2 separate regions of the Homo sapiens genome follow, and region 1 is linked to region 2. The links are chromatin contacts, found by Hi-C or POLR2A ChIA-PET in ENCODE. All regions are on one chromosome and are shown on one strand. Each heading gives the region's core, a stretch centred on a gene start or an enhancer-like site at or near the end of the contact. The rest is flanking DNA. Distances are from core to core; before and after follow the strand shown.

Evidence for each region. Hi-C counts contacts between places; a loop is a spot of excess contacts on that map. ChIA-PET counts read pairs that join two places held with the same protein, here RNA polymerase II (POLR2A). Pooled maps may share reads with other maps.
Region 1: a map of gastrocnemius medialis shows a loop between it and region 2 (4-fold over the local background). The contact joins the enhancer-like site here to the promoter of TMEM192 in region 2. A Hi-C loop is called at or near these places in 1 of 168 maps with a recorded cell type or tissue (gastrocnemius medialis) and 1 of 50 pooled maps. POLR2A ChIA-PET finds 5 or more read pairs at or near these places in 6 of 52 experiments (BJ, Caco-2, MCF 10A and 3 more).

Annotation. Positions count from the first base shown.
Region 1 is chr4:165,076,879-165,081,978 of GRCh38, reverse strand. It overlaps TMEM192 (transmembrane protein 192), which reads left to right. Exons shown (of 6, transcript NM_001100389.2): 6 at 2,183-5,100. The coding sequence ends at 2,321. Among named protein-coding and RNA genes, the nearest start is that of TRIM75, 26 kb to the right of the region's middle. Within about 2 kb of position 2,343, at least 2 of the 41 ENCODE cell types and tissues checked have a DNase peak (open chromatin) inside an H3K27ac peak, as active enhancers do.
Region 2 is chr4:165,111,610-165,117,436 of GRCh38, reverse strand. TMEM192 (transmembrane protein 192) reads left to right here and starts at 4,577. Exons shown (of 6, transcript NM_001100389.2): 1 at 4,577-4,690. The coding sequence starts at 4,664. RefSeq lists enhancers at 4,222-4,281, 5,062-5,301 and silencers at 4,405-4,603, 4,772-5,031.

The DNA of each region.
Region 1 (5,100 bases), core at 1,094-3,593, 33 kb after region 2:
AAAAAAAAAGAAGATGGTCAGTCATGGTGGCTCACGCCTGTAATCCCAGCACTATAGGAGGCCAAGGAGGGTGGATCACTTGAGGTCAGCAGTTTGAGACCAGCCTGGTCAACATGGTGAAACCCCGTCTCTACTAAAAATACAAAAATTAGCCGGGCATGGTGGTACATGCCTGTAATCCTAGAGGCTGAGGCAGAAGAATAGCTTGAACCGGGGAGGCAGAGGTTGCAGTGAGCCGAGATTGCGCCATTGCACTCCAGCCTGGGCCACAGAGCAAGACTCGGTCTCTGCCGGACACGGTGGCTCACGCCTGTAATCCCAGCACTTTGGGAGGCCGAGGCGGGTGGATCATGGGGTCAGGATATCGAGACCATCCTGGCTAATATGGTGAAACCCCATCTCTACTGAAAAATACAAAAAAAAAAAAATTAGCCGGGCGTGATGATGGGCGCTTATAGTCCCAGCTACTCAGGAGGCTGAGGCAGGAGAATGGCATGAACCCATGAGGCGGAGTTTGCAGTGAGCTGAGATCGCACCACTGTGCTCCAGCCTGGGCAACAGAGCAAGTTTCCGTCTCAAAAAAAAAAAAATAGAGACTCGGTCTCAAAAAAAAAAAAGTCAGTATATACAAGAGTTGACTCTACTCAGAGCATATCCCTTCTCAGTTCCATCAAGATAACTTGAAAACCTTTATATAAAGAGTATTTTTTCAGTGAATAGCCCAGCTCAGAAAAAAAAAAAAAGAGTGGGAGGTTCCTAGGTGGTTTATACATATTAAGTGCTAAATGTTTGTTGTTGTGTTAACCTCTGAAGACCAGAGAGTTTAGGTAACTTATTAAGTTCACACAGTCTGTGGGTGACAAAGTCAGGATTAGAATTCAGATAGTCTTTTTCCGAATATACTTATAAATAATAGCATATTCAAAGTTTTTTTCATGTTATGCTTATAAATAATGTGGTTATTGGCTGGGCGCGGTGGCTCACACCTGTAATCCCAGCACTTTGGGAAGCTGAGGCGGGCAGATCACCTGAGGTCAGGAGTTTGAAACCAGCCTGGCCAACATGGTAAAACCCTGTCTCTACTAAAAATACAAAAATTAGCTGGGCATGGTGGCAGGCGCCTGTAATCTCAGCTACTTGGGAGGCTGAGGCAGGAGAATCGCTTAAACCCAGGAGGTGCAGGTTGCAGTGAGCAGAGATCATGCCACTGCACTCCAGCCTGGGCAACAGAGCTAGACTCTGTCTCAAAAAATAATAATAATAGTAATGTGGTTACATAGCCCATTCCTGTAACCACATTATTTATAAGCATAACTATTTATTTCTAAGAATAAATCTTTTTTGTTCACATGGGACCATTCCCATGTGATATTTTTCATGCTGAATTTCTCACTTACCATCCCTTGAAATAGTTCCCTTTTAGCACATATAGAATATCTGAGTAAAACACATCCAATAACATTTTATTTCTTGAATAGGCAATTTTTAGTCAACATTAAAATTCATCTGGCATATTATTGTCATTATCATTATCATCATCACTATTCCTAGTACTAATATCTTAAATTAGTGGAAGGAAATTAAAAACACTTTATAGCTATTACTTCTGAGCAGTGAGACCGAAGTGGGTTGGGGCAGTAGTGTAGGAAGGAGTTAGATTTTTTTTGTTTGTTTTATATACTTATATAATATTTTTATTTGTGTCAGGTGCAAAAAGATACATTTTTGTGGTATGGGAGAAAAAAGGAGAAATGCAAAAATAAACAAATGCCATACATTTAAAAAATTGTTTCCCATGGTCAGAGTAGTCTATTTTAATCGTCATCTGATTATTGAATGAATTTTGCCTTTATTTATCTTTAAACGCCATTTAAGTTGATTACTTATACTCAATTATCTTACTCTAACAAATTAGGATCCTTCTTAAATAAAGCAATGATGGCCTTTTTTAAAACATAGAGGTGTGAAAGTTTATAGCATTTTAAATTTATTTCAAGAGTAGAAGTTACTAAAATGATTTATGAAAATAATCTTATTTGGCAATATTACCCTGGCTTCTGACATCTAAGAAAAGGTGGCAAATACAATATGCTTTACTAAAAACTAGTAGGTACTCATTTGCAAAGACACTAATGAGTATTGGTGAATATGTGTAACCCATTTATATCTTGATTACTTGCAGAACTATTTCAAGCCTAGAAGAAATTGTTGAAAAGCAAGGAGACACCATTGAATACCTGAAGCGACACAATGCGCTGCTGAGTAAGCGATTGTTGGCTCTCACTTCCTCAGACCTGGGCTGTCAGCCAAGTAGAACGTGAGAGGCTCACGGTCATGACAGCAATTGCAGAGGAACCCAGAGTAATTGAGACTGACTGACCACCTGACAAGCTGCCACGGGGAACTGCAGCTTTTGCTGAATAGCATTTTACAGTGTTTGTTGGAAACCTGAATTTGGTTCTGACTTCTGTGGCTGTTTAAAATATAGGGCTTGTGGGTCACTTGAAAAGTACCTGTAGAAGCCCGGATAACTTGAGGGGAATGTCTGTTTGTACTTTTGGAAATTATTTAACTGCTTGGTTTATCCTAGGATCAGAGGCTAAACAACTCCATAGTCAACACTTTTCCACCTGACATTAGAACCCTGTAATGATTTCATTATGGATAGGGGAAGTCTAACAAGACAATCGATTTTAAACAGGGTTTTAATCAAATAAGTTCTTCCCACTTTTAAGCTGATGAAAGAAGTCATTATTTCTTGTGAATATTTTTTCCTGGAGAGCCTTATCATGTATTTTATATGCTTATGTGGTGTTGGATGACATCATGGACCATATAGCTTTTATAGAGAATTTTTCTCACCATAGGACTGAGGTCTCACCAGGTGATCTACTATGCAAATTCCTACAGTTTTCTATTCTTAAGAAATAAGGGCTGGGCACGGCGGATCATGAGGTCAGGAAATTGAGACCATCCTGGCTAACACGGTGAAACCCTGTCTCTACTAAAAATACAAAAAAAATTAGCCGAGCATGGTGGCGGGCACCTGTAGTCCCAGCCACCTGGGAGGCTGAGGCAGGAGAATGGTGTGGACCCAGGAGGCGGAGCTTGCAGTGAGCCGAGATCACGCCACTGCACTCCAGCCTGGGCGACAGAGCGAGACTCCGTCTCAAAAAAACAAAAAAGAAAAAGAAAAGAAATAAGATATGATGATTGATTACTTGGACCAGTGTTAGACCGACCTGTGTTAGACGAACCTGTGTTGCCTATTATATTGGCAGCACCTTCCATTAGCAATAGCTGAAAAATTCAGAGAAGAATTTAGAACTTTCACTTTATTTTTGCCATTCTTCAAGAAGTTGCTGTATATTTCAGTCTGGTTATACCTTCAATTGATCAATAACTTCAATTATAGGAAAGGCATCTTCTATAATTTTAAATTACTGTAAAAAAAAGATACCTTTTAAAGCCTTGGATTATACTTAAAAATTGTAATGGAAGAAATGCATATTAAGTTATATGCAGATATTAAACATATCTGATTCTGAAGATAAAACTGAAGTATTTTTCAGAGCAAATGGCATTATTTCTCCATTTTTCCTAGTATGCCCCTTTAATTTGTCAGTTTGCTGTTAGCACTGTTATATGCTGCCTTAGAAAGACTTTTGGTTGAAGGCTGAATATGAGGGGAGGGGATATTTATGACTGTGTTAATCTTTTTTGATCATTAGCTGAATATTCAATATTTGATATGTAACCATATAGGGATGTGTTCGATATAACTATATAGGCAAGGGATATATTGATTTGGCCACATCTATTTGACTTATGGAGGGCAAATACCTGTTTCTTTTAGATACAGCCATTGCCGGGGCATTCTAAAAGTTTTCTACTAAGATAAAGATGATTGTGTATGGCTGGGAGCAGTTGCTCATGCCTGTAATCTTAGTACTTTGGGAGGCTGAGGCAGGAGGATCACTCAAGGCCAGGAGTTTGAGACCAGCCTGGGCAACAATGAGACACTGTCTCTCAAAAAAAAAAAAAAAAGATCGTGTGTCACCTGCACACAACATTCACAAACTAAAGCCAAATTGTATTTTTAAAATTTCCTTTCTCCCTTCCGTTTTTTTTTGTTTTTTGGGGGTTTTTTTTTTTGTTGTTGTTTTTGAGACAGAGTCTCACCCTGTCGCCCAGGCTGGAGTGCAATGGCGCCTTTCTTTCTTTCTTTTTTTTTCAGACGGAGTCTCGCTCTGTTGCCCAGGCTGGAGCGCAGTAGCATGATCTCGGCTCACTGCAACCTCCGCCTCCCGGGATTAAGAAATTCTCCTACCTCAGCCTGCTGAGTAGCTGGGATTACAGGCACATGCCACCATGCCTGGCTAATTTTTGTATTTTTAGTACAGGCGGGGTTTCACCATGCTGGCCAGGCTGGTCTCAAACTCCTGACCTTTTGATCCGCCCTCCTTGGCCTCCCAAAGTGTTGGGATTACAGGCATGAGCCACTGTGCCCGGCCTTCCTTTCTTTTTAATAAGTGTATGTATCTCAAAGCCATTGCCTTCTCTAGAAATCTGTTTCTCTGTTCTGGAAGAGCCTATAAACTTTGCCTTCAGTTGTTTTTCTTTTCAAAAGGGAACACCAGTGGTAGATGATTAACTCTTATTTATTTTTAAAATTTAATTTGGATCTATAGTCAGTATCTGAGATTTATAGGATGAACTTTGGTTTACAAGGAACAGTGTAGTTAAAAAGTTAGGGTGCCTATGTTCTTATGTAATCATCAACATGTTTGTTGTATAATCATCAACATTTTTCTGAATGCAATGATGAACATTTCAAACAATAAATGAAAATGAAACTAAGTATCAGAAGTAGCAAAACAGCTGATGCAGTGGCTTACGCCTGTAATCCCAGCACTTCGGGAGGCTGAGGCAGGTGGATCACCTGAGGTTAGGAGCTCAAGACCAGCCTGGCCAACATAGTAAAACCCCATCTTTACTAAAAATACAAAATAAGCCAGGCATGGTGGCACGCATCTGTAATCCCAGCTACTCAGGAGGCTGAGGCAGGAGAATCGCTTGAACACAGGAGGCAGAGGTTGC
Region 2 (5,827 bases), core at 3,328-5,827:
TCATGGCTGACACTCCTATAACAAAAGCCAGATTAACAAGAGAAAAGCATAACAGATTTATTTATTTATTTATTTAAGAGGGAGTCTCGCTCTGTCACCCAGGCTGGAGTGCAGTGGCGCGATCTCGGCTCACTGCAACCTCTGCCTCCCGGGTTCAAGCAATTCTCCTGCCTCAGCCTCCTGAGTAGCTGGGATTACAGGTGATCTAATGACAATAGACTGAGTAGGGATAAGAATTTACAAGCATCTACTTTAATGCTTAGTACCAGGGTCAGCAAGGCCTGTTTGTTCAAAAGTCATAGAGAAACTTGGCTTTTGAGGCCTGCCAATGTGTCCTTCACTTCAAGTACTCAGCATGCAAAAGCACTATACTTGTGATATTATCCTCTTCTTTTTTTTTGTTGTTGTTGTTGAGACAGGGTCTTGCTCTGTCACACAGGCTGGAGTGCACTGGCATGATCTCGGCTCACTGCAACCTCTGCCTCCCAGGTTCAAGAAATTCTTGTGCCTCAGCCTCCTGAGTGGCTGAAACTACAGGCACGCACCACCACACCTGGTTAATTTTTGTATTTTTGATAGAGACGGGGTTTCACCATTTTGGCCAGGCTAGTTGCATTTTTAAACTTTTAAATCTGAAAAGTGTCTTGCTCTGTTGCCCAGGCTGGAGTGCAGTGGTGCAATCTCCGCTTCTGGGTTCAAACCATTCTCCTGCCTCAGCCTCCTGAGTAGCTGGGATTACAGGCGCATGCCACCATGCCTGGCTAATTTTTGTATTTTTAGTAGAAATGGGGTTTCGTCTGTTGGCCAGGCTGGTCTTGAAGTCTTAATGTCAGGTGATTCGCCCGCCTTGGCCCCCCAAAGTGCTGGGATTACAGGTGTGAGCCACTGCGCCTAGCCGATATTATCTTCTGAGCCCCAACACTAGGAAAACAGCTTCTCTCCTCCTCTCCTTACTCCTCATAAGTAAATAAACGCAAGAATCTTCACCAAAAGATCTTTAGTCATACAAAAATGAAGTGTCAGATACTTTTTAAATATAACTTATTTACAGGGCTATGCTTATATAAATTGCTTTAACAGTCATTAGAGCATTATATGGGCTGAGAACATATTTTTAATATATTATTAAAACAATGGGTCTGGCATGGTGGCTCTTGCCTGTAATCCCAGCACTTTGGGAAGCCGAGGCAGAAGAATCACTTGAGACCAGGAGTTCAAGACCAGCCTATAGTGAGACTCTGTCTTTACAAACAAAAAACAAACAAAAATGATTATGTATGTTAATAATGCCTTAATAAATCTGATTTAGACAAAAAATGACTAACATTTGCTTAGTGCTTTGTAGAGACAACATTGTATAAAGAGCATTACATGCATTATTTTATTTAATAGAAAATCTCTGGCTGGGCACAGTGGCTCACGCCTGTAATCCCAGCACTTTGGGAGGCTGAGGTGGGCAGATCACTTGAGGTCAGGAGTTCAAGACCAGCCTGGCCAACATGGTGAAACGCTGTCTCTACTAAAAATGCAAAAATTAGCCAGGCATGGTGGCTGACGCCTGTAATCTCAGCTACTTGGGAGGCTGAGGCAGGAGAATGACTTGAATCTGGGAGGCAGAGGTTGCACTGAGCCAAGATCACGCCATTGCACACCAGCCTGAGCGACAAGAGTGAAACTCTATCTCAAAACAAAACAAAACAAAACAAAAGGAAAGAAAATTTCTGTAAAAGGGAAACTAAAACTTCCCCACCTCAGCCTCCAAAGTAGCTGCTACTACAGGTGCACGTCACCACACCTAGCTAATGTTCTAATCTTTTGTAGAGACAGAGACTCACCATGTTGCCCAGGCTAGTCCCGTACTCCAGGCACCAAACAATCCTCCTGCCTTGGTGTCTCAACATGCTAGGGGCCATAGGCATGAGCCACCTTGCCCAGTCAGCTCCTAAGAACTTAAGCTAAGTGCCCAATATCACATGCTTGGTAAGATGCAGAACTCAAACCTCCATGACTAATTCTGGAGCCCTGGTCTTAACCAGTGTGCTGTCCCTGTGAAAGTACATGTCTTGGCTAGGTGCAGTGGCTCACACCTGTAATCCCTGTACTTTGGGAGACTGAGGCGGGAGGGTGGCTTGAGACCAGGAGTTTTGAGACCAGCGTGGGCAACATAACAAAGTCCCATCTTCACAAAAAGAAAAATCTTAAAAATAAGCCTGGTATGGATGTGTGAACATATAGTCCCAGATGCTTGGGAGGCTGAAGAGGGAGGATTGTTTGAGCCCAGGAGGTTGAGGCTGCAGTGAGCTATGATAGCGCCCCTGTGCTCCAGCCTGGTTAACAGAGTGAGATCCTGTGTCGAAAACAACAACAGAAAAGCATGTCTTGACATAATAATGAAATGAAATGTGTGAACCTTGATTGGATTCTGGTTACTGAAAAAGAAAAAACAGCAGCTGGGCCAGGCACAGTGGTGTATGCCTGTTATCCAAGCTACTTGGGAGGCTGAGGTGGGAGGATTGCTTGAACTCAGGAGTGTGAATCCAGCCTGGGCAACATAGCAAGACTCCATCTCAAAAACAAAACAAAACAAAATAAAACAAAAAAAGCAGCTAAAAAAGACATTTTGGAAACAACTTAGAAAATTTTTGCCATAGATTGGTTATTAGTAAACATGGAATTACTATTAGTTGTGTGTAATATTGATATTGTGGTTATGAAAGAAAATATAAAATATCCTTATTTTAGGCAACAAAGTATCTAGGAATGAAGCTTCATATTGTCTTCAATTTACTTTCAAGTAGTTCAGTTAAAAAATGGCCAGGCACGGTGGCTCACACCTGTAATCCCAGCACTTTGGGAGGCCAAGGCAGGCGGATCACAAGGTCAGGAGATCGAGACCATCCTGGCTAACACAGTGAAACCCCGTCTCTACTAAAAATACAAAAATTAGCTGGGTGTGGTGGCGGGCGCCTGTAGTCCCAGACCCTGGGGAGCCTGAGGCAGGAGAATGGCGTGAACCCGGGACGCGGAGCTTGCAGTGAGCCGAGATCGCGCCACTGCACTCCATCCAGCCTGGCGACAGAGCGGGACTCCATCTCAAAAAAAAAAAAAAAAAAAAAAGTATGTGAACACACACACCCACACACAGAGCAACCAAGACAAAAAATGAACAACTAATGAATCAAGTGTGAGGGGTACATGGATGTTCATTGTATTAATCTTTCAACATTTCTGTAGGCTTGAAAATTTTCAAAATAAAATGCAGAGAAGAAAATTTGCACGTCTAGAAAAGGCTTGTGATAAATAATTCATAGAATCTCAGGATTATGAGACCAGCCTGGGCAACATAGTGAGACCTTGTCTCTACGAGAAAAAAAAGAAAAAGAAAAAAGAAGATCACGTGGAGTCTTACACCATCTCTTCCTTCACTAACATTTGCGTAGTTTTATCTCACACATCCTAAACTGGATCACACTATACTCAATGTACAAATAAGCATTAGAATGTATGAAAGTGGGCAAGACGCGGTGGCTAAACTTGTAATCCCAGCACTTTGGGAGGCCGAGGCGGGCGAGTCACCTGACCTCAGGAGTTCCAGACCAGCCTGACCAACATGGCTAAACCCTGTCTCTACTAAAATACAAAAATAGCCAGGCTTGGTGGCACGCGCCTGTAATCCTAGCTACTCAGGGGGCTGAGGCAGGAGAATGGCTTGAACCTGGGAGCCGAGATTGCACCACTGCATTCCAGCCTGGGCGACAGAGCGAGACTCCGTCTCCGCCGCCCCACCAAAAAAATGTATGAGTGTATATATTCTAACTGATATCAAAGTTCTCTCCGGGAGCTGGTAACAGAAAATTTCTTTCCTTGTTTGCTTACATTTTTACAATCATGAGCTTTTTAGAAAATGTCATTGAAGTTTTTTCTCTTTTTGAAATTCAATTTTAAAAGAAACAAGGGCCCAGTGGCTCACGCCTGTAATCTCAGTACTTTGAGAGGCTGAGGTGGGAGAACTGGCCAGGAGGCCAAGAATTCGAGGCTGCAGTGAGCCGAGGTCGTGCTAGGGCACTCCAGCGTGGGCGACAGAGCGAGACTCTGTCTTAATAAACGAACGCCGTAAGCATTCCGAACTGCTTTGTTTCCCATTGGAGAAATCTGTAAATATGTCATGGAAATTGGAATCTTTATTCTGCTCCTGTCCCTCTGCTGGCGGAGTAGGATTTTACCGCTGGTTCTACCTAGGCGTAGAGCTGTGTCTGCAAACAACCAGGCAAGACCGAAAAAAGTTAATGTTCTTAAAATATGCAAGTGGAGCCCGAAAATAGTTAAATTCTTGGACTAGGAAGGCATCCTTAAATGCTCAAGTCTCTGGGTAAGAGCGCACCGAGGGGCTGCGGCCAGAAGCCCCAGGAACCGAGGTGGTTCAGGCGGTAGCCACCGCCCACAGTCCAGGTCTTCTGGGCCGGCACACCCCTCCCACCATCTCAGCCAATCGGAGCTAAGGGGGCGGGGATCGGGCCAGCCGGAGGCGGGGCGGACGCAGGAGGGGGTGTGTCTGGGGAGGGGCCTGGCAGGTCCCAGAAGGTGGCGAGTTTCGCGGCCAGAGGCTTACAGGTCCAGGTGGAGAGGCCGGGCTGGCCAGGGCTTCGGCCTCCGGCGTCGGGAAATGGCGGCGGGGGGCAGGATGGAGGACGTGAGTGCACGGAGGCGGCGGGCGGTTGGCCCCGGAATCCGCTTTTTCTTGTGCCGGGGCGCACGGGGCGGAGACTCAGAGAGGGAAGCCACCCTTGGCGACTGCGGCCGCGGCCGAAGGGGGCGCCGCCTGTGCCCGGGGAGGCCTGGGCGCGGGGCTTTGGGAGGGCTCCAGGCGGCTGTGGGATCCGCGACACGTTGGCTCCGGGCTAATTTTCCCAGTGGAGGCTGGGGTGGGCTCCTGGGCGGTGGGCGCGCGGCCCCCGGGGGTCCCAGGCTGGCGCCCAGCCCACGTGCGGGGTACGTCTTTGATCCCGGAACTGGCAGCTTCACGTGATGCGCGCCTGGCCTGACAGCCCTTCCTCCCCGCGAGTCTCCGGGAGCCGGGCCGATGGGTTCCGCTCGGACGTCCCAGGGGCACAGGGGGCGAATCTCCCTTCCTGGTGAGGTCCCTTGCCTTGGCTCTAGAGGCTGTGGACTTGGAGTGACAACGACGCTCGGGCCGGGCGCCAGCGTCCCGCAGACCTGTCGCTATCATGGCCTGGAAACCCACACGAGAGAAAAAGTGTCATGTGTTGTTTTGAATCTAGCATGGTAGGAATACAAAGGTTTTTAAATCTTTGATAGATTCAAACCAGATTACCAAAACAAAAACAAAAACAAAAAAACAAAAAACCAGTGGCCTAGTTTACAGCGTGTATAGTACAGAATGGTAGCATAATTACAAAAATCTTATTTCTTTGCTTCAGTATCGTAAGGTGTTTTTAGGAGAAACATGTATGTATGCTGAGAGTTAACTGGATTTTCCACTGGCAAGTAATAAAATTTTTGCTCTTGAGAAATGCAAAGTTGACAGTTACTGTAAAGCACTAATTTGGGTTAATAAATTAGTAGGAATATTACTGTGATCCTATCACTGAATGAACTGCATCAGGAAAAGGAAGAGAAACATGAAACAGTTCCAGCATTACGGTAGCTTAGATTCTTGTGCAGTAACCAGTTAAATAATCTTGATGAAATAAAGACCAAACAATTTCTAATGAAACTAAAATTTTCTATTTTTTCCAGTTGAGAAAATGGAAAATTAACTGTAAGACCTGTAAGTAGATTTGAGACTCATATATATTTAAAGCAAAAT